2 separate regions of the Homo sapiens genome follow, and region 2 is linked to region 1. Evidence: chromatin loops called from intact Hi-C (ENCODE). Cell type or tissue: CD4-positive, alpha-beta T cell. All regions are shown on one strand. Links, peaks and the distances in the headings refer to the core of each region. The heading gives the core; the rest is flanking DNA.

Evidence for each region. A loop is a pair of places that touch in the nucleus more often than their neighbours do. Peaks named below come from ENCODE experiments on the same cell type or tissue, not always from the same donor. Only the 100,000 strongest peaks of a DNase experiment are listed, where the experiment ranks them.
Region 2: a loop joins it to region 1, with 6 times the contacts of the local background. A loop is called at or near these places in 13 of 110 quality-filtered maps.

The regions. Positions count from the first base shown.
Region 1 is chr4:173,523,147-173,532,683 of GRCh38, forward strand. HAND2 (heart and neural crest derivatives expressed 2) reads right to left here and starts at 7,083. Exons shown (of 2, transcript NM_021973.3): 1 at 5,589-7,083; 2 at 2,945-4,229. The coding sequence starts at 6,143. The coding sequence ends at 4,131. It overlaps HAND2-AS1 (HAND2 antisense RNA 1), which reads left to right and starts at 7,225. Exons shown (of 5, transcript NR_136196.1): 1 at 7,225-7,393; 2 at 7,821-7,932. RefSeq lists an enhancer at 1,598-2,139. In CD4-positive, alpha-beta T cell, for the core only: no CTCF peak of the experiment used is centred there; no DNase peak of the experiment used is centred there; H3K4me3 peaks cover 596 bases; H3K27me3 peaks cover 7,226 bases.
Region 2 is chr4:174,210,139-174,219,675 of GRCh38, forward strand. All of the region lies in intron 1 of LINC02268 (long intergenic non-protein coding RNA 2268), which reads right to left. Among named protein-coding and RNA genes, the nearest start is that of LINC02268, 5.5 kb to the right of the region's middle. RefSeq lists enhancers at 4,168-4,227, 4,338-4,998. In CD4-positive, alpha-beta T cell, for the core only: no CTCF peak of the experiment used is centred there; DNase peaks (open chromatin) are centred at 4,093 and 7,843; H3K27me3 peaks cover 7,124 bases.

The DNA.
Region 1 (9,537 bases), core at 1,086-9,085:
GTCCAGATTCGGCCCTCTACGGCGCCCATGCCACAAGCCTCCCTCAAGACCATCTCTGCTTGGCACCCACTAGCCAGCTCCTTTTCCAAATCTAGGAGCCTGGGTGGGACTCACAGGCAGGGAGAACTCAAGGCGGCTGTGGAAAACAAAATCGCGTGCCGCCCGCGCAATATTTGATTAAAGCTTCAGGGCTAACTGAGCGGTTTCTTGCGCTTTGCAGGCCCGCAGTGTATGTTCAGTCCCAGTTTTCCTGGCACCCTTTGCCCTGCTTATGTCCCCTGCACACACCTCAGGCCCTTGCAACTGGCCCGGGTTCTCTCTGCAAATCTGTAGTCTGGGAAGGAACTCCCGGGTCTCGTACTCCCTGCCGCTTTGCATTTGAGCTCTCACCTTCCTCACCCCTTCCTGCGAATTCCAGGTGCGCTTACCTCTCTTGTTCTCCTGCTACTTCACCAATCCGAGCGGGAGACTAGCTCTGCAATTCACGCCAAGCTGGGGCAGCGGCTAGCAGAGTCTGGTCGAAGGAATTGAACCACCTTCCACTCCCGACACACGCACAAGTGCTAAGAGGCCCCCAGGCTGCGCTCCCTGGCACGGCTGCTACGCTCACCTCATCACGACCAAGCAGCCTGGTGCTCCTACACCTAAGGAGGCAACCCAGACCCAGAGGTCCACCCTTCCTAGATGCCTGGGCCTGCTGGCTAACCCATCCCGAAAGCTGGAGCTTGCTGTCTCGGCCTGGAAAAGCCCTTTAAGTTGCTGTCAGTGCCCAGGCAATTGGGAGCGGGGCCCCCACTCTGCAGTTTTTCAAATTGCTTCCCAAGCTGAGAAGGGGTTTGCGCGCGCGCACACACACACACACACACACACACACACACCGTCTACAACTGGCCAAGCCTTTGCCCCTCCGGTGCTCCAGGGTTATCAGACGCTGGGCCTGCACAGCGGTCTGGGGCAGAGCCCTGACAGCCAGATCTACCATCAATTTACCTTCCGCCGCCGCAGCTTCCCATTTAGCTTTTAACGTCAAATCCTACATTTTTGTCGGCTCCGGCCTGTCTAGAACGCTTGTGATTTCCCTGCAGGAGTGATTGCTCTTAACAAAATGGCAGCAACCACATTATCCGAGCAATTAAAACAGAGGCCTTTTAGCCGGTCCCGCAAGTAGAGGCTTGGAAAATTTTTTTAAACAAAGAAGAAAAAGTTAAAAGAGAAATAAGTGTTGGAAGAGAAAAGCATGGAAGCTCAGAAGAAACGTCTGCCCAGTACGCCTTTCACTTCCTGGGACTTGACAACCTGGGGCGGGGATGTTGGGTGGCTGAGAGCGGCTGGGGTGACAGATAATCTGGGGTGTCCTGCAGGTTGAAGCATCTGGTCAGTTGGGGTGTGCGTCTGGTTAGGGGGTTCAGCCGCCTGCAGTGTCAGGCAGCTGGGCATTCTGCCGTCTGGGGTGTCCGGTCTGCTGGGTGTCTGGCTGGTTAGGGTTTCTGGCGAGTTGAAATGGCAGGGCGGGTGGGGTGACCAGGCCTAGTGTTGCTGGCCCTGAGGAAGAGGAGGCAGGCTGTGCTTGGCCGGGGCCAAAGAGGAGCGCAGGTTTAAAAAGCAAGTGTATTAGCAAGTTTCTCCGTAGCAATGGTGCGCCAGGGTCTTTTGGTTTCCCTCTGTTGTTGTTTAATAAGCCAGAGAAAGTGTTAAATCTGCAGAAGTGCCTTAAGGCCCAGATGGCGGAGACCAGCTACACAAGGTGCAGAGAAGCGTAGGTGCATGGTGAAGATAACTCCTCTCCGTTTCCTGTTTTTAAAACCTCACCTCCTCCGCCACTGTTTACTCCAACACTTTGGTAGGCTCCTTTCTTCCACGTCTAGGACCTGATGGCTTTCTCCTGAGCAGATTAAAATAAAGACGCGGAAGACAACTGGAATCAGGAGAGGGAGGGAACCACTGGATCAAACGCAGGAGGATTGGGAGAGCAACAGAAAATCAGGGCGCGCCTCCCCCACACCTCCTCCCCATGCTATAAACAAAGGCAAGTGTCTGTAAACACAGCCCCGCGCCCACCAGGTCGGCCCAGCGCCGGCTGACCCAAGGGGAGAAAGTTCAGATCGCTTTGGCCGAGTTGTTCTAACCCCTCGCCCTCGCGTTGTCAGCCGCCCGCAGAAGTCCGCAGAGCCTCTAGCTTGTCTCTCCCTGGGCACTTCTGAATTCGCCCACGCCGGGTCTGATTCGGCCTGCTGCAGGCAGAGGGGTCATAGTGGACACCAGCTAGGCGTGGGAACCCTTGGGACATCGCGGGAGGGTCTGTGCCCGAGGCCAAGTTGCGAACATCACCCTGAGGATGGGTTCCAGGATGGAAACCCTCTGGCAAGCCTCTCCAACACCAGATTTATATACGCGGCGTTCCATGAAACAAACCACTTTTTAATACGGTTCACCTTTCTCCTCCTCCCACCCCCTTCCAAAATCCCTCCCAGCCTCCTCCCCCCTTCCCGCAGCCTGCACAGGCACTTTAGTTTCTCCGGTTTCTAGAGCTGAGATTCAAGCTTCCGCCAAGGCTGCAGGCAAAGGAGGCCGCTGGGACTTTCTTCTGGGACGAGCTGGGACTCAGGGAGCCCAAAGACCCAACAGGGAGAGATCCCGGGTCCCGTGCTGCCGGTAGTCCCGGAAGGGTGTCGCTTGTTTCGCTGGGCTGCGGCCGGGAAGACTTCAGACACCGCACAGTTAATATTGAGTTCCCTGTAACTCCTTGTAAATCTAACCCGCCCCTCGCCCCTCTTTAAATCCGTGGTCTTGTTCACGATTTCTTACTTGACGTAAAATTCCTTGTTACCTAATCATGGACTTTTTCGAAACTCCCTCCACCCCCCTTTCCCGCCTGCTCAGATGAGAAGCCCCCGTATAGAATACAAGCAAAATCCTCTCCTCTCTTTTCTTTTTCCTTTTTTTTTTCTTGGATGAAAGCCCCATAGTTTGAATTAAACACCCCAGACTAGTTCCCGTTGCAGCAATAATGCCGGGGTTCTCCTCACAACTCCTCCACCAGAAACACTCTCCAAACAAAAACTGACGGCCTCAAGAAATGGCTTCTGATTGACTTCAGGAAAGCAAGAGCACCTTTACACCTTCTGAGCGAACTGCCGGACTGGGTTCTCCAGCCCAGATCTTCCTTCTAGAGACTACTCAGCGTTCTCCAGCTGGGGGAAGAGGGAAGGAGACACCACACCGACAAACCCCAGACCATTTGCAGGATTTGTAACAAGGACACTTCTCTTTAAGAGCACCTCCTCCTCCTGCGTAGGCCGCAGGTCAGGGTGACTGGTTGGAACCACTGAGTCTTTAAAATAAAGTTAGAGGCAATCATGATAATTTAGTTTACTTCTGAATATTTTAAATATTACGAAAACAAGTATAACAGCTTTGTTTTCAAAACTCTTTTGAGGTATCAGCCATTAAAAGATTAAGGTTTTTGTAAAAAAAAAACACAGTGGTTTATTGAATACTTACAACGTTTACACCTTCAATATTAATTAAATTCCATTTAGTTTTAGAGGACGGAAGTGCACAAAACAAGTGGCTGTTGGAAACATCTTCAAAGAGGGAACGACCACAGATGAATGGATAGCACTAGATACCGACCCCAACGGAAATGTTAGCGGCCCTGTTTTCTGCTTTGAAATAAAACTTTATAATACCCAGGAATATTTATATCCAAAGGCCAAGTATTAAAGATACACTTCACAAACGCACTAGTGCCCACTGTCTTTATCTGGAAGGGGTTGAGTAGGTTGGCGGGGGGCAACGCTGGTGTCTACACAGCCAAGAGGGAACATTCACGCACACAGAATCTATGAGACGACGGGATCCCTTACCACACGGGAGTGTCCTCTTCGTATTAAAATATGGAATGCTTTTCTTCAAATATCCACTTTTTTTTTGGAGGGGGAGACGGGGAGCAGATGCCTCAAAGGGGGTCAAAGAGAGGGGAAGGAAATTGCACATAAATAAACCGGATGATTCCAAATGCAAGGAGTCCTCAGAGCGGAGCGCGGACGGCTTTTCCGGAGTCCTGGGTCTGCATCTGGCGCCTTGGCCCCTGCTCACTCGCGCTCTCCTCCTCCTCCTTCTCCTCCTCCTCACTGCTTGAGCTCCAGGGCCCAGACGTGCTGCGGCCAGCCCGTCCGGCCTTTGGTTTTCTTGTCGTTGCTGCTCACTGTGCTTTTCAAGATTTCGTTCTGGACAGAGGAAAGGCGAGGGCGAGAAAAGTGGAAAGAGAAATTCAGAGAGGATACCTGGTTCCACACCAACCCGGAGCTTCCTGCGCCGGAGGAGACAGTGAACCAGAGAGGAAAGGATACGATGGGGGAGTCCCAGCCCCTGCAGAGAAGCTACCAAGGTTAGCGCTACCCTAGCCGGCGGGGAGGCCTCGGCGCTGCAGCGCTCAACAACCGGATCCACAAGTTTATAAACAACCGCCCGTTTTCGAGTCGTTTATGGAGGAGCGGGGGGCCTTTTCTCTTACTCCAGATGTAGGGGCGGGAGCTGGAGTCGGCGCTAAGTCTGGTTTCTCTGTTTTCATTAGCAATCCTAGATCCACATCTAGGAAAAATAGGGCGAAGGAGCCTCTGTTTCGGCCTGGGCCTCTCGGCCAGAGGCTCTCGGCCTCCAGCTCAGCAGTGCCTCTCCTCCAAGGCTTCTGAAATCTCTGGTTATTCGGGAGGTCACTCGATTATGCAGCCACCAAAGGGCTGCAGGGGCCAAAGAAGAAAAATTCGACAAATGCAATTATTTTCCGGGCCCTTCGTGGACATAGCTCTATCCTGCACCACTGCCCTGTGGGCACTTGGTAGGAATCTGAGAAAATTTTAAGCGGCTCAATTTACTTTCGTGTTATTTTTAATAACAATGACCATAGTAATGCCTTTTCCCCCTTAAAATGTACAGGCTTATTCAAATAAAATTAGAAATGCCAATGGAATATACTCATCTGGGAAATTACATTTTAACGTCATAGCCAAGGAAAAATTGGAGCTGTATTTTGAAGTCAAAAGTACTTATTTTATGTTTACCATTACGTTTTCCGGGCATAGTATGAGAACAACCACAAAACTCAGGGCTCAGTCTCTGGCAGCCTCCTTCTGGGAGTGGGGTAGGGGGTGCGATCAATAGTGAAATAATTGGAATCAAGGGCTTCTTCGAGACTTATTCTGGAAACATCTGAAAGCAAGATTGGATTGGAGGCCAAAAGAAGGGTCTAACAGAGACGGGGTGAGGCATCCAGACCAGTGCGATCGCGATCGATCGCGACCCAGAGTTTTCAAGGTCCGTCCTAAGTACTAGGGGAGCAGCGATAACCCGGAGGTAAGATCACCAGCGCAAAGCATCCCTAACCTTCTCCTCCTCCTGCTGACACCCTCCCCTCAACTCTCTGCTTATGCCGGAAGCCATCCTTACACAACCTGGTGCAAACAACCTTGAAGCGGGACGCAGCCAAAGAACACGAGATGCCATTTCTCAGCCCAATTGGAAAGAGGCCGGGAGCACCAGTTCCCTGACCCCCTCAGCCCCACCGCCTGCCGCCCCCTGGTACTGACCAGCTCCTTCTTCCTCTTCTCCTCTTTCACGTCGGTCTTCTTGATCTCTGCCTTGAAGGCCTCCGCCTCGCCATTCTGGTCGTCCTTGGCCAGCAGGTCCATGAGGTAGGCGATGTAGCTGGTGGCCAGGCGCAGGGTCTTGATTTTGGAGAGTTTGGTGTCGGCGGGTACGTTGGGGATGCACTCGCGCAGTTCGGCGAAGGCGCTGTTGATGCTCTGAGTCCTGCGCCGCTCCTTGCGGTTGGCGGTGCCTCGGCGCTTCACCGGGCGCGGCCCCCCCAGGCCCGGGGGCCCGGCGCCCGGCGGCACCCCCCCGTAATGGGAGTGGTCCAGGCCGGCGGCGCCGCTGGCATACTCGGGGCTGTAGGACAGGGCCATGCTGTAGTCGGGGGGCGACATCTCGGGGTGGCCGATGAGCCAGCCATGGAAGTAGGGGTTCTCCTCATGGCTGCAGCGGCTGGCGGCGGCGGCGGCAGCTGCGGCGGCGGCGGCGGCAAACGGGTAGCCCTCGTGGTGCACCACCGGGTGGTGGGGAAAACCACCTACCAGACTCATTTCGCCCTCCGCGCCCCTCCACGCGCCCCAGCGTGCGCGCAGCCCCGCCGCGCCCTCGGCCCGGGCCCCTGCCTCAGCGCTCGGCGTCCTCCCCCACCCCCCACCCCCCAGCCCCCGGGCGCCCGGGCCCGCCCGGCAGCCGCAGAGGGGGCTGCTGCAGCCCGGGCCCCGTCCCCCCGCCTGGCCAGCCGGGCCCGCCTCAGCAGCGCTGCGGCCGCCGGCTCCCCATGGGGCGCGGCGAGCTGGTCCTGGCACCGTGCGCCCCTGGCCGCCGCCGCCGCCGCCTCCGGTTCCCGCCTTGCTCCACGGCCCGCGCTTCGGCTCCTGCTTCCCGGGCTGCTGCGCGGAGGCAGAATCCTCTCGTGCTCATACAAAGGTGCCGGGGCTCCCGCGAGGCTGGTACGCGGAGTCTCGGGAATCCAAGCCCGGGCCGCGGTCCTGGCACCGAAGCTAACCCGGAATCCAGGGGCGAGTCTGAGCCGCGGCTGGAGGAGCCGGTCCAGCTGTGCCGGGGGGCGGCGGGGTCGACTGCTCACTGCAAAGCTACCTCCGTGCGACCCTCCCCTTCCCGCCTCTTCCCCTCCCCCCACCAGCCCGATCTGGGTTCTTGGGCGCTTATTGTTTTAATGAAATTTTTGGTTGTTGTTGTTTTGGTCCTTAAATGTGATTTTAGCTGCGAGTAACGTGTCCTCGCTCCTCTCGCGCTCTCTCGGAGGGTTTTCAGAGAGGTCTCAGTGCATCCATTTTCTCAGATCCTCTCCTTTCGGGGCAAGGATCTGGGGCCCTGAATGAGCCTTGGAGCTCGAAGACCGCGGCTCGGGCTCTCGGAGGGCTCTGCGCGGTGGCCGAGGAAGCTCCGGGGTGACGGCGGTGGTTCTCCTGGGCTGGACGACGTGAGGGGAGCAAGCGGATTTTCCCAGCAAGATCTCCATGTACAGCTACATCTTTAGGGCCGCTCGGGTTAATATATGTCGTCAGAGGCTCCTCACGCCAATCCCGGGGCGGCAGGGGCGGCGCCTCGAGCTCTCGGCAATAAAACTTTTTGATGTTCACGTTGCTAATTGCCGAGGTCCTCTTCCAGGATTGGCTACCTCCTCATAACCATAAGATAATTAAAACTTGGCGGGGGGGGGGGGCAGGGTTAAAAAAACTTTTTTTATCAGTCAGAGGATAATGCAAGTGTTTAACAGATGCTTCACTATTAAAATATTTTCCCCCCAAGTCTCAAATATTGAAGAATCTCTAACCAGGTACAGTATCACTCTGCTCTCTTTTCTGGTTGAAAAGAAAGAAAGAAAGAAAACGCAGGTATTGCTTTTCGAAGTGCTTTGTAGGTAATCGAGGTAAGAAAATATACGCAGGCAGCCTCTTACAATTTTATGCAGGGGCGCCGGGAGCCTCGTGACGGGCGGTGGGGGCCCCCACAAAGGCGCGGCTGGGAGCTGGCGCTCTTTGCCCCAGCAGGGACGAGGAGCGGCTGGAGAAGGGTGTTTCTTTGACCCGTTTACAGGCTCGAAACGCCGGTCTCAGTGGCTATTGAGTTACCCACCAAGTTACCCCGGTTAGAGCTGTTTGGGGTGGCTCACGTTATTGCGGCAAACTTTGGAGATGACGGCTGAGTCCTCCGGGCGAACATGTCAAGCCGATTGTAAATGCTGTTATTTCCACATCCTTCAGGGACACCAGTCCCTACGAAGACCTTGGGCGATTTTGAAGTGCGGGCACCTCGATTCCCCGAATCTGTAGTGTGGCTGGTATCGGTGTTCCCCTGGTTTAACTAGCCTGTTTGGTAAGTAACTGAATATTTTTTACGGCGTGTTCAGAGCTTATTTTCCAGTTTTTATGAACAAACATATAAATATATCTCTGCATTCCTGCCTCCCTCATAAAAGCGGGCATCTGTGGAAAGCAGGTTTAGTTATCGGAGGGGAACCATTAAACGCCAGTTTAAGAGGCAGGCCGGGAGGACGGCTCGTGGATGTTGAGACTGCTGGCCTTGGTGATCTTGAACGCATTATAACGGAAAATGGATCTCCACTTGTAAGTCACCGGGCCGCGGGGCACCCGGGCCGCAGCGCCCGTGTGGCATGAGCTTCTTGAGAAGGCTCACGTGCGGCGAGGGCGGGTGGTAAATGGCAGGAGCTGAAATCACCCCAGGCTTGGCCCCAAGCCGAGAGGGGAGGCTGATGTGTATATGCAGATTCCACCCGAAGGAGTTCGGTGTGGAAAACGGTGTCAACAGGAGCCCGCGGGCTGTAAATTAGAGGGAGGCGAGGGCCTGCGGCGCCAGCGCGGGACAGGGCGGCCTGGGGCTCGCCGCTGGTCAGGCCAGGTTAGCCCAAGGGAGACCAAAGACTCCACCTTGAGCATCGCCCTTTGGAGGCGGGCAGAGTCCGGCCGCAGGCCACAAAGCGATCCCCACCCGAAGGACTCCACAAGGACAGTCCTTTCCTTGCTCACCGCCGACAAAGTGGTTGGGGCAGGAAGGCGAGGTCAGTGCGAATGGAGGGCGCCCAACTTCGGTGTTGCAGTTGACTCTGTGCTCGGGCTCTGCCCTCCACTAGCCCTAGAGTCTTGGGCAGCAGGATTGAGAAATATATATATTTCAGGTTTGCCGCGGCTGGGCGGTAGGAGACAGGGACTTAAAAGCCCAGGATTAGAGTCGGTGCAGGGCCCATTCTTTTTCTAGGAAAGGGGTTAACATCCTTGAACGTCCCCAGACAAGCGTCTTAAAGCATTGAACCTAGAATAGGGATTAACTGAAACTAGGCTCGTTGGTAAGCGCCAGGGGCTTGCAGTTGAGCTCGGAACAAAATAGTGACCTACTGCTCTAAACCCCCAACTTGCGTGGGTCTGCAATTTTTTAGCACAAGGAGAGCCTTTTAAAGACCTGGTTCTTCAAGGAAAGAATGCAGGTAGTGTGGTTGGGGGTTCTGTTTACATTTTCACCCGGAGGCAAACCCCGAATGTGTAAATACTGGTAGTTCAATTCTCTGACATTTGATACGTTTTTGAAAAGTCTGTTTATAAAAACACATTTAGGCCTTGGGAGCAGGTAGACAAAGTAAGATTGCACTGGGGCTGGGAACATATAAAAATTCAGGGAAATTAGTTGGTTGGCTGCTTTAAGACCCAAAGGGAGTTTTGGGAATTGAAGGGAGGAAGAAGAGTCCAGAGGAGGGCTGAGTTAGGGATTGAGATGCTCTGTCCACCAGAGACCAGCGGTGAGTGGCCTCACTTTTGAAAGCTTCAGAACTTGCCACATTTAGCTTTTCTCATGCTTTTAATTGAAACAAACAAACAAACAAAAATGAATGAATTACCTCGTGGCTCCAGATAGCATTGCAAGTGGTAAAGGAAATGGACAACATGGTACAGAAAAAAGAAATCATAA
Region 2 (9,537 bases), core at 804-8,803, 690 kb after region 1:
GGCCTGGCCAGTTCACCATAGGTAAACAAGATATTATTGCAGTGAAAAGGTCCCTTACAAGCAACCTCCCCCTGAGTATTTCCCCTTGTAAACAATGCTGCCTACAATTTCTACTTCTAGTCCCATCTTTTTAAAGGCATTGAAAACATTAGTTTTAGGGCAGCTATAACAGAGTGGACCAGAGAACACATTAAACCATCCATTAGCACCTCCATACGAATAAGTTTATCTATTAGCTCTTGGGACCTCGAGAGGCCTGGAGAAAATCTAGTAAGTTTTGGTGGATCAGGGGATTTAAAAAAAAAAATGCTCCCTGGGTTGTCACTTTAGGGAACTGTAAAGTACTCTGAAGCTCAGGGCAGTGGAGGGGTGAAGAAAAGGAATGCAACCCTGAGCAGTAGAGGGCAGTGATAGGAAACCCAGGCTCTGACAGTTGAGGCTTGCCACCAAGAGAGTGGAGGGCTGATCCCTAGTAAAGGGGAAGGCTCTCCTCCACCCCTTCCCTTGGTCAGCCAAGCTTCTACTTCCAGATCAACATAGATTTTTCTTCTCTGTTATAAGTATTTTATTTTTCTGATCCTTTCAACTATCTTTTCATTTTAACTGAATCTTACTCTAAAAGCCTTCTGTTGTCACCAACACCAATAATAATTTCTAAAATATTCAACCCGAGTTCTGTTTTATAAAATATTATAATCTGCCCCAAATCCATGCAAGAAAGTTTTCAAAGGTCTGCACAAAATTTGTTATACACATTGATGTTTAGTGCCTCTATTTTTGCATAGAAAATTATTGATAAATGATCATCTAAGGTGCTAAAGTGAAATGTGCCATAATTTCTCAAATTATATTCTCCCTGCAGCAAGATGTGGGCAGAGCATTTATTTAACTTTTGCAATTTTTTAAATGAAATGAGAAAAAATCCTACTGTGGCTAGTTTTTACATTATATTAACGTGAGAAGTAAACTGGAGTCATAGCTGTGACTCGCTATGTGTGAATTATTAGTCCACATTTCCAGGCCTACACTAGAGGAAGTTTCCTTTAAACATACCTCTGTACAAATGGTAATTTTGTGCTTCTGAATGGAGAGTGATTCCTGGTTAATTCTGAAGCCAAGTTTATGAGCAGCTTAACTTTACAAAAGAAAAAGGAAGCAGAAACACTGGATTTTACAAGTAAAGTTTCAGTAAACGTCAGCTTCGGATGACAGTGGGAACTAAAGGACATGGGACAGAGACAATGAAACGAAACCAGAACTCTACCTACTGTTTTCTTACCAATTGTCCCTGCATTTATATATGAAATTTTCAGAAGCGCATGGTAATCTTGCCATCTAATCCTCTACAGTTGACAAAGTGCTTTCATACGCATTTTCTCCCTTTTCTGCAGGCTATGATCCCTGAACACTCTCAGCCTTGTCAGAGAGACCTCCAGGATGCTACTTGAGGCTGAAGAGTAGCGTTCTGGGTCCCCAGCTCAGTAGGCACCACCTCTCAGGGAAGTGACCACCACTACGCTCTCAGCTCCGCAAGTCGCTGGACAGTCAATAGCGCTCACACGGTGTCTACCGGATCTGGCACGGTCAAGACACAGGAACAGCCGTACTTTCCTGCGGGTAAGAGGCTTTTCTTTTGTGCATCACGTGCAGAAGAAGCCACTCCGAAGTGCAAACACCTTTCTAAAGTTTTCAGTGCTTCCTAAAATGCAGACATCGACGCCTTGCTGAGTTATCCGATCCTTTGATGATCAAATAAAATTAAGGCCAGCTCCCTGCTGTTTGATCTGTGGCTCAGTTTCTCTAAGGGCTGCCGCGGGTTCCGCAAAGACTCACTCCAGAATCCCCAGCTCCCTCGCGTCAGCGAATGTCCCGCTGGTCCAGGCAGCCTTTTCCTGCGCGGTTCTTCAGTTCCTTTTTCTAAAGCTCTATTTATACAAATTACTTTTTTCTTCTTTTCATTAAGCAATCAGGATTTATTTTCTTTTCTCTCTGTATCAGCCATGGACACATTCACTGATGAAGAACCAATCAACGTTTTGTGTTCTTATTTATTTTTATTTCTGATGAGGCAGGTTCCAATCAAAGAGCAAAGTCAGAGAAAATAATCAAACAGCTCGCGGTGGCCGCTTTGCCTTTGTTTTTATTCTAGTTTTCTTTGGTGGGTCATTTTTAATTCTCTTCTTTGTTAAGGGGTAGTTAAATCTGTATCTTTGTGCTCAGCAAGAGTGGCCCGTGTAGTTAAGAAGGCCCAGAGAGCTTCCTTGCCCCAGTGTTCAATGGGCAGCTTCCCTTCTCACTGAGGAGGAGACTTTCAGTGGAGAAAGAGAAATGGAAAAACTTTCCAGCAAAATCAGTCAATGCATGGAGAAACCTGCCTTTCAGGAGCTGCTAATTCTTTCCCAGGCAACTCCTACTCCCCTAGAGAGGAGGAGGAGAATGAGACCTCAGGTAAGTAAAAGATCCAAGCTCAGTGCTGATGGAGTGAGAAAAATCCCTCTCTCAGTGAGGGACAGAACCTGCTTTTTGTCTTGAAGTCGGCATTGTGTTACTGAAGATGTGGGGGCCAAGATTATTTTCAGGACACTAAAAATCTGAAATTGTTGACTTCATAAGTTGAACAATGACCAACACCAGTTGAGAATGGCCTGGAGTACCCTTCATCTTACCCCCCACCCCAGCAATGAAAATAGCCTCTGTGAGCACAAAGGTGTGGAGAGTGCTATCTGCTATTAAGCACATCAATTACATTGTGGAAAGGCTATGACTTAAACTACACATAATGAAGATACTTCTTAGGTGACACAGAGAAAAGTTTTGACCAGATGATTGGCGTTGTTCCTTACGTTTCTGTTAAAAATCACATCCTCTCAGCTCCCAGCCCAAAGTGAGTCCTAATGTTAACCTGAGACTCCTTCTAGAGTGGAAGCTCTAGGAAAGGGTCTGTGTGTGTGTGTGTGTGTGTGTGTGTATGCGCACATGTGTGTCTTTAAACTGTTGTGTGCATGTGTGTCTTTAAACTGTGTCCCCAGTGTCTAAAACAGTAGGCATCAAGTAAATATTTGTGAATTGAATGACAGAACATTAGAAGCAACACTACCATCCCCACTGCACCCCACCCACCCACCCCGGTGAAAAATGGAATTTCCCAGCCAAGATTAGTGAAAGAAGGAAAAGACAGGGGTTAAAGTGCTCTTTGCCAGAGTTTTGGGAAGAATTGGCCACCTGGTAAAATAAGTACTGACCCAACGACATCTTCGCCTACTCTTTATAATAAAGGGAAGTAAAATCACAGGTAAATAAGATGGGGGCGTTGCCGCAGAGAGTGCTTCTGAGGGTCCTTCTCTGGGATCTTGGAAAGAAGATATCCTGGAACAGGGGGCTCAGTTGGAAGGTGGCATACACATTAGCTTTCTAAAATTAAATCTATAAACACAAAACTGCAGAACTTTCAAACTACTGTGTAAGTAAAGGAAGTCTCTCCACTGAAAGCTCAGCTGGCTGTTAAGTGGGTTTTAGAAACAGCTCTAGTAAGCGAACCTATCTGCGATTTTCGGGTTTCCATTCCTATTCGACTTCCCTCCTCTGGGTCCTTACCGAAAGGGAAGGTCCCAAAGGACCACCAGCGCGCTCTCGGAGGCTCCAGGACTAGACATTGGACTCCCACAGCGCAACACCATAGGGACTCCGGTGTTCGGTTCCCGTGGCCCTCTCCTTGGCTCCCGGTCACCGTCCTCACACCCCCTGGCCCCAGTTACTGACGGAAGCCATGTGCAGCTGCCATAATGTGTATAAAAGAATCTCTCCCTGGCGTTGGTTTCTTCTCTTCTTGGAATGCTTTTGGCAGATCCTCCGCGTTTTCCGGGTCTCTTGGGAGTCTGAACATGCATTTTCCTTTATTTCAGACAGGATTCCGAGTGTTAACTAGATTGTGCCCTCCCCACTACCTATCCTGCCCATCTTCCTTCTCAGCCGTCGGGTGCGGGAGGAACGCCCTTGCCAACCTCAGCCTTTTTGATCTTCCGCGGGCAGAGACTCATCAGAGCCAGGAGGACTGTAACTACCCCCGGGGCGTGTACCGCCGAAGCCTGAAGAGGCTGGTTGGGCCAAAATAGCAGTCGCTGCAGGCACCAGTTTCAGCCCGTCACCTGAGTGCCGGTTCCTGTGGGCGCGCCAGTCTCGCAGGCAGCGCGCCCAAGCTCGCGGATCGCCCTCTCACATTTTTAGAAGCCAAGAAAAGCACTTTTGAAATTCACTCCTTCGACCGTGGGCAGAGGAGCAGGTGGGCGCCGAGCCCTAGCTGAGGGTGGGGGGTCGCGGAGGAGAGGAACTGGAAAATGGGAAATAGGTGTCTGCTGACCTAGAGTTCTTCGGCTTTGATTTTAAGCGGCAGTGAGGCTGGGTGGTTTCGCCCCCCTCATCCCCTCGGTCGCTGGCGCAGATTGATCCTGGAGCTAGTTACGGGTGTTAAACTGGTACGCGGGTGGGGCAATTCATTAGGCAAGAAATGGATTAGTTGTTTATTATCTATAAACATTCCAACCACAGCAACCAATCATAAAACCGCGGAAGGGCCTGTAAAGTAAAGCAGCAGCGAAGCCTCCATGTGGGCAGCTCAGGCTTAGCGATTGTTCCCGGGTGATAAAGGGTCGATTAGGGAAGTAGAGCTAGGAAGGTGGGGGCGGGGGAGCGGGCGATAATTAAGCGAGTCGTCAGGAAATTGCTTTCTAGATGGGGATCATGATGCCTCTAACTTGAACGGGGCAGGAGAAATATTGGGGTGATTTGGAAGACGGTGATAAGGGAAAGCACAAAATAAGGATTGGAGGGCCGCAGTGAGGTCATTAGTGAAGCTGATGCCGGAGATAAAAGCTGTTGATTAATTGAGGGGAGCAATTTAGTCTTTGGTTTCTTGGTAAAATGCTTAGTCACTAACCATGAAAGCGGCCTAATAATATTTTATGGGGGTGGGGAGGAGTTTAAAACTGGCATCTTTCTAGTAGCAGAAATTCACCTTTGAGTATGGCTTTTTAAAATTCCTCTTTGGAATAAAACGTTTTCTAATAAGAGTTAGTCTCAAAAAAAAGTTAATATTAGGTTGGTGCAAAAGTAATTGCGGTTTCTGCCATTACTTTCAAATGACACAAACCGCATTTACTTTTGCACCAACTTAATACTTTTTCTTTTTTAAGTATAAAGCTTTTGTTTTTAACAAAATAACTATTTGGTTTCTTTGGGGTTTCGTAAAACAAACTTTAAACTCATTGCATATTTGACATTTTACTATATTAGAAAGTGATGAAATAATTATGCTGGTTTTCGAATAACTAATTCAAGTATACTGTTTTCACTTTGATTCAGAACCTATTACTCAGAAAACAAGTTAGTGGCAAAGTTCTTAATCGTTTAATAAATATATTGGTTTGGAAATTTATTAGAACTAAGATGTAGAATATAGTAATATACACACGTTAGAGGTTTCCTTTCTCAAATTAAAAAAAAAATGGTAATTTAAGTGTAACCGTCCAAAAACGGGCATGAGGCATAAATGAAAAGTTTGATAAATTATTTTTTAAAACCTTCTTATGGAATTTCTTAGATCAAGATAAAGAGCGTTACCTGCATCCCAGAAATTCCTCTCCTGCAAGATGTTTTTTAAAATCAATTTATTAGATTTTTGTTTTGGGGATGTTTATGTTTAAATAATTGCTCATCAAGTGCTTGGATTTCTTTTCAGGACGAGTATTGTAGATTTTCCTCCCTTGGGGACTACTTGCCTAAAAATAAAATGATTCGAGCATTTTGAAGAAGGAACAAAAACAGCCTCCACATCCTTTTTTTTTTTTTTTTTTTTCCTGCCTCTGGCAGCCCACACTCCTTCCCCCAGCTTTCTTTATTCCATATGAGAGACATAACAAACAAACGATTACATGTTGAAAAACACATCTGAAAACAGAAAGGTCACGTTACTACCGAGTCCTGGGGAACATTAATCTGATGTTTGGAAAACAGTTGACAGTTGAAGGTTGGAGTTTCTCTTTTCAACTCCTGGACAGAGAGAGAGAAAGAGAGACAGAGAGAGAGAGAGAGTTGAATGAAAAAAAGAAGGGAAGAGACCACTTTGTGGCCTTTTCACTTCAGGAATAATTGAGGGACTGCCAAATTTCTAACCCAGATTTAAAAATGCAAACACATTCACAAAGAGGACTAACGATTTGAAATGGCTCAAGTTGGCATTGACTCTAAGTGAGAAGGTGTGTGTGTGTGTGTGTGTGTGTGTGTTGTCTTAAAATAATTAATGTGAATAGCGAAAAGTAATCACGATAACATCAAGCCCTGCATGCCTGAGGGGAGAGTTTGCTGGACAAAAAACAGTCCCTTTACTAATAGCTTGTGAGAAGGTGAAAGTTGATTGCCTGACCACTCGTCTCTCTCCAGCGTTTCTCTAAGTCCGAGCCCCCATCTCTCCCAGTCCTCCCGGCTCAGCGAGGAATTCCTTTTCTTGACTTGTTTAAGTGCTGGTAACCCAGGGCTCAGTGGCTGAAGCAGCTGGGTGTCTAAAACCCCGATATCTGGCTGCCACTGGGGTTCCTCCTATGTGAATTGTGAGGTAGAATGAGGAAGAAGATCTGAAGTACATTCCTGGGACTTTGGAAATTATCATATTGAAAATTGTACTAGTAAATTGCAAAGACAACAAATAATGAGTCCTTCTCTACAGGCATTCTCAGATCCTGGTATCTCTACAACACAGTGGATATTTGAGGCAGGACGATGGATGGGGCCAGGTGTGAGAGCGAGAATCAAGAAACCTAGGATCAAGGAGTTTTACCAGAGCTTTGTGTGACCTCGTGCAATGTCACTTTAACCTGGATAGCGTCAGGTTTCCTCACGCATAAAATAAGATCAGATGATGCCCTCTTGGATTCTTTGACTGCAGGACAATCATTAGGCCATAGTGAACAGATGCGCTTGGTTGCCAGACCGCGCCCTTTGCGGGTCTATCAAAAGGGCAAGCGCATATTCTGGAGCTGTCTCGGAGACTTGGACAGAAAGATTCGAGGCAAATATTCTAGGCTGGGAAATTTCGCGCCGAGCCCCCCCCTCAGTTAGCCTGTCTAAAGGCTGGTGTGGCCAGAGCGAGGCAGAGAGCTCTGCACCTACTGTCGGGGCTGACAATGATTTATGCGCTTGTGACCCACGTAGACCATAAACCTAGTTTGCTAGACGTACAGGGAACTGCGCCGCAGTTAATGCAGAGGACTTATCCTCTGACCTGCAATGTCTCCCCACCTGGTGCTCTACAGCTCCAGAGAGCAGGGATTTCAGCTTTTCCTCCCTCATTGGATCCAATTTCAATCCCCTCGGTTAACTGAAAGTGTGTTGACTTCCACCCAGCCGGCAGGACCCTAAGGGCGCCTGGAGCAGTCTGGTGCGGGTCCTGGCTGCAGCATGCCCAGCAGAGCTCCGGGTGCAGGAGGCTGCAAAGCCACCGCCGCGTCCAGGCCCCTTGAGCGGAGGTGGGAACGATCCGCCTTAGAGTTCAAGGTGAATTGCTGTGACAGTGGCGGGTGGAGGAGGGGAGTTCGAGCCGTTCGCCTCGGGGAAGAATTATCCCCGATCATTTATTTTTAGATCTGAATTCCTCCAGAACCCAGCAGAGGCTGTGGCCAGAGCCCCAGGGCCAGGCAAGCGGCCAAGCTGCGCTCTCGATAAAGGAGCCAGAATGGTTCCATCTGGTTACAAACATATCTTTTTATTAAAAAGCAATCAGATCCTGAAGCGCTTCCCTTGCGGTTTACCGCTCTCCGCAGGCTGCTTCTCCGAAGCCAGCGGTGGTAGCGCCCACTCGGTTGAGCCCACGCCTCCGCCAGGCAGCGCCTCCGCCAGGCAGACCTCCTGCGGGACATTTTGTGGCCAGGGGGGTTCCTGCCCAGGGACCTCTAATAGGGTCGGTGGAAGCTAATTTGAATCTTCCCAGTTCCTTCCCTGTTTATTTCTCAACCCAGCAGTTCAAAAATTCACTTTATAACGGTCCCCTAACAAAAACACGAGTAAGAAAGATAGCAAAGAATTAAGCTGGACAGGCACCCATGTTGCGAAAAAGGTTTTGCTTGGAGACTGCAGGAGAGGGCTATCCCTCTTTACAATTCACGACGTTACTACCAACTTTGCCATTGAGTGGTTCCTCTCCCTGCCCGAATTCCTGGCCATCTTCGTTCCAGAGAGCGATGCAATCATGGCCTTGAAACCGAACGGGGCGTAACGTGCCATTCCTCTCCAGCTCCCGAGCCCCACTCCCACCCTTGCCGTTGAAACTGTGAAAAAGCCGCCAAAGTTTGGGCACCCAGCCTGGCAGTCGGAAGACAGTGAGATAAAGAATGCGATAGTAAGTCCTTAAGTGCTTCCTAGAGATAAGGTCCCGGAATCCTGGAAAAATTCAGTCTGGCCTCCCTACTTCAGCAAGTCGCCTCCTGCTTCTGTCAGCCCCCTCCCCACACACACCTGGAGGGAGAGGCGGTGGCCACAGGGGTAGCTGGGGCAGACCCTCCGCTCCTCCACTCCCGGTGGCCAGGGGTCCTAAGGCCACGCGGCTGGCTTTCTTCTCTGGGAATCAGGAGATGATAATGAGAAAATCCCTCAACCATTGGCGCGACGAAACTCAAAAATGGACAGCCCTCCCTTATTCATAAATATTACTTCAAATATGTTAAAGACGTTAAGTAATTTTTAGTCTCTTTAGAATTTCCAACGCTATAGTTTATTATGACAGATAAGGTTTGATTTGTGCTAGTCGCGTGCCAGGACACTGAAGGTGAAAAGAAGGAAAACAAGAAAGAGTTTCTAAAAGAATACACGTAACATTTAAGATAACTACATACAAAGTGCTCACTTAATTTCTCTTAAAACAGTTACAATGAATAAATTACATTTCCAACTTAATAAAATTTAATTCTCTTAGTCGTTTGTACAATTGATGGCCTTTGGTTATAAAATTTTACTTTTTGGAGAAATATTGCCCCTCTGTCAAATTATAGCACATGACAAATAATATAGCAAATAATAGGTTTGACTTTTAAACATACACAGTTATTTGAAACAAAATGTTTTTAACTTTCTGGCAGCATAGGCAAAACAGTAAAAGCACAGTTATATTTTAGGAATTATCTTAATACATTCCCCTCTATGATATCAGAACTTACTCCTGATTGAACCAAGGAAGAACAGCTAACTCTTCGGATAAAACAATTTTTTCTCCTTCATTCCCAGGCATGGTTTGGAAAGCAATAAATGCATATTTGCAAGAAGTCATGAAAAATCAAGATTAAAAATACTGTATAATCTTCCTGGTAAAACATATATACATTTTATATCTGACCATATGAAACTGTCATCTATAAGTATTACATTTTAATGAAGCATAACTCCTCATGATATATTTATTTCATAACAAATGGCAAAGGTAATATTACTTATCTTCAAGTATTTTTTCTTTTAAAAGCTCCTCCCACCAAATGAGAGACCTCTATTTAAACAGCA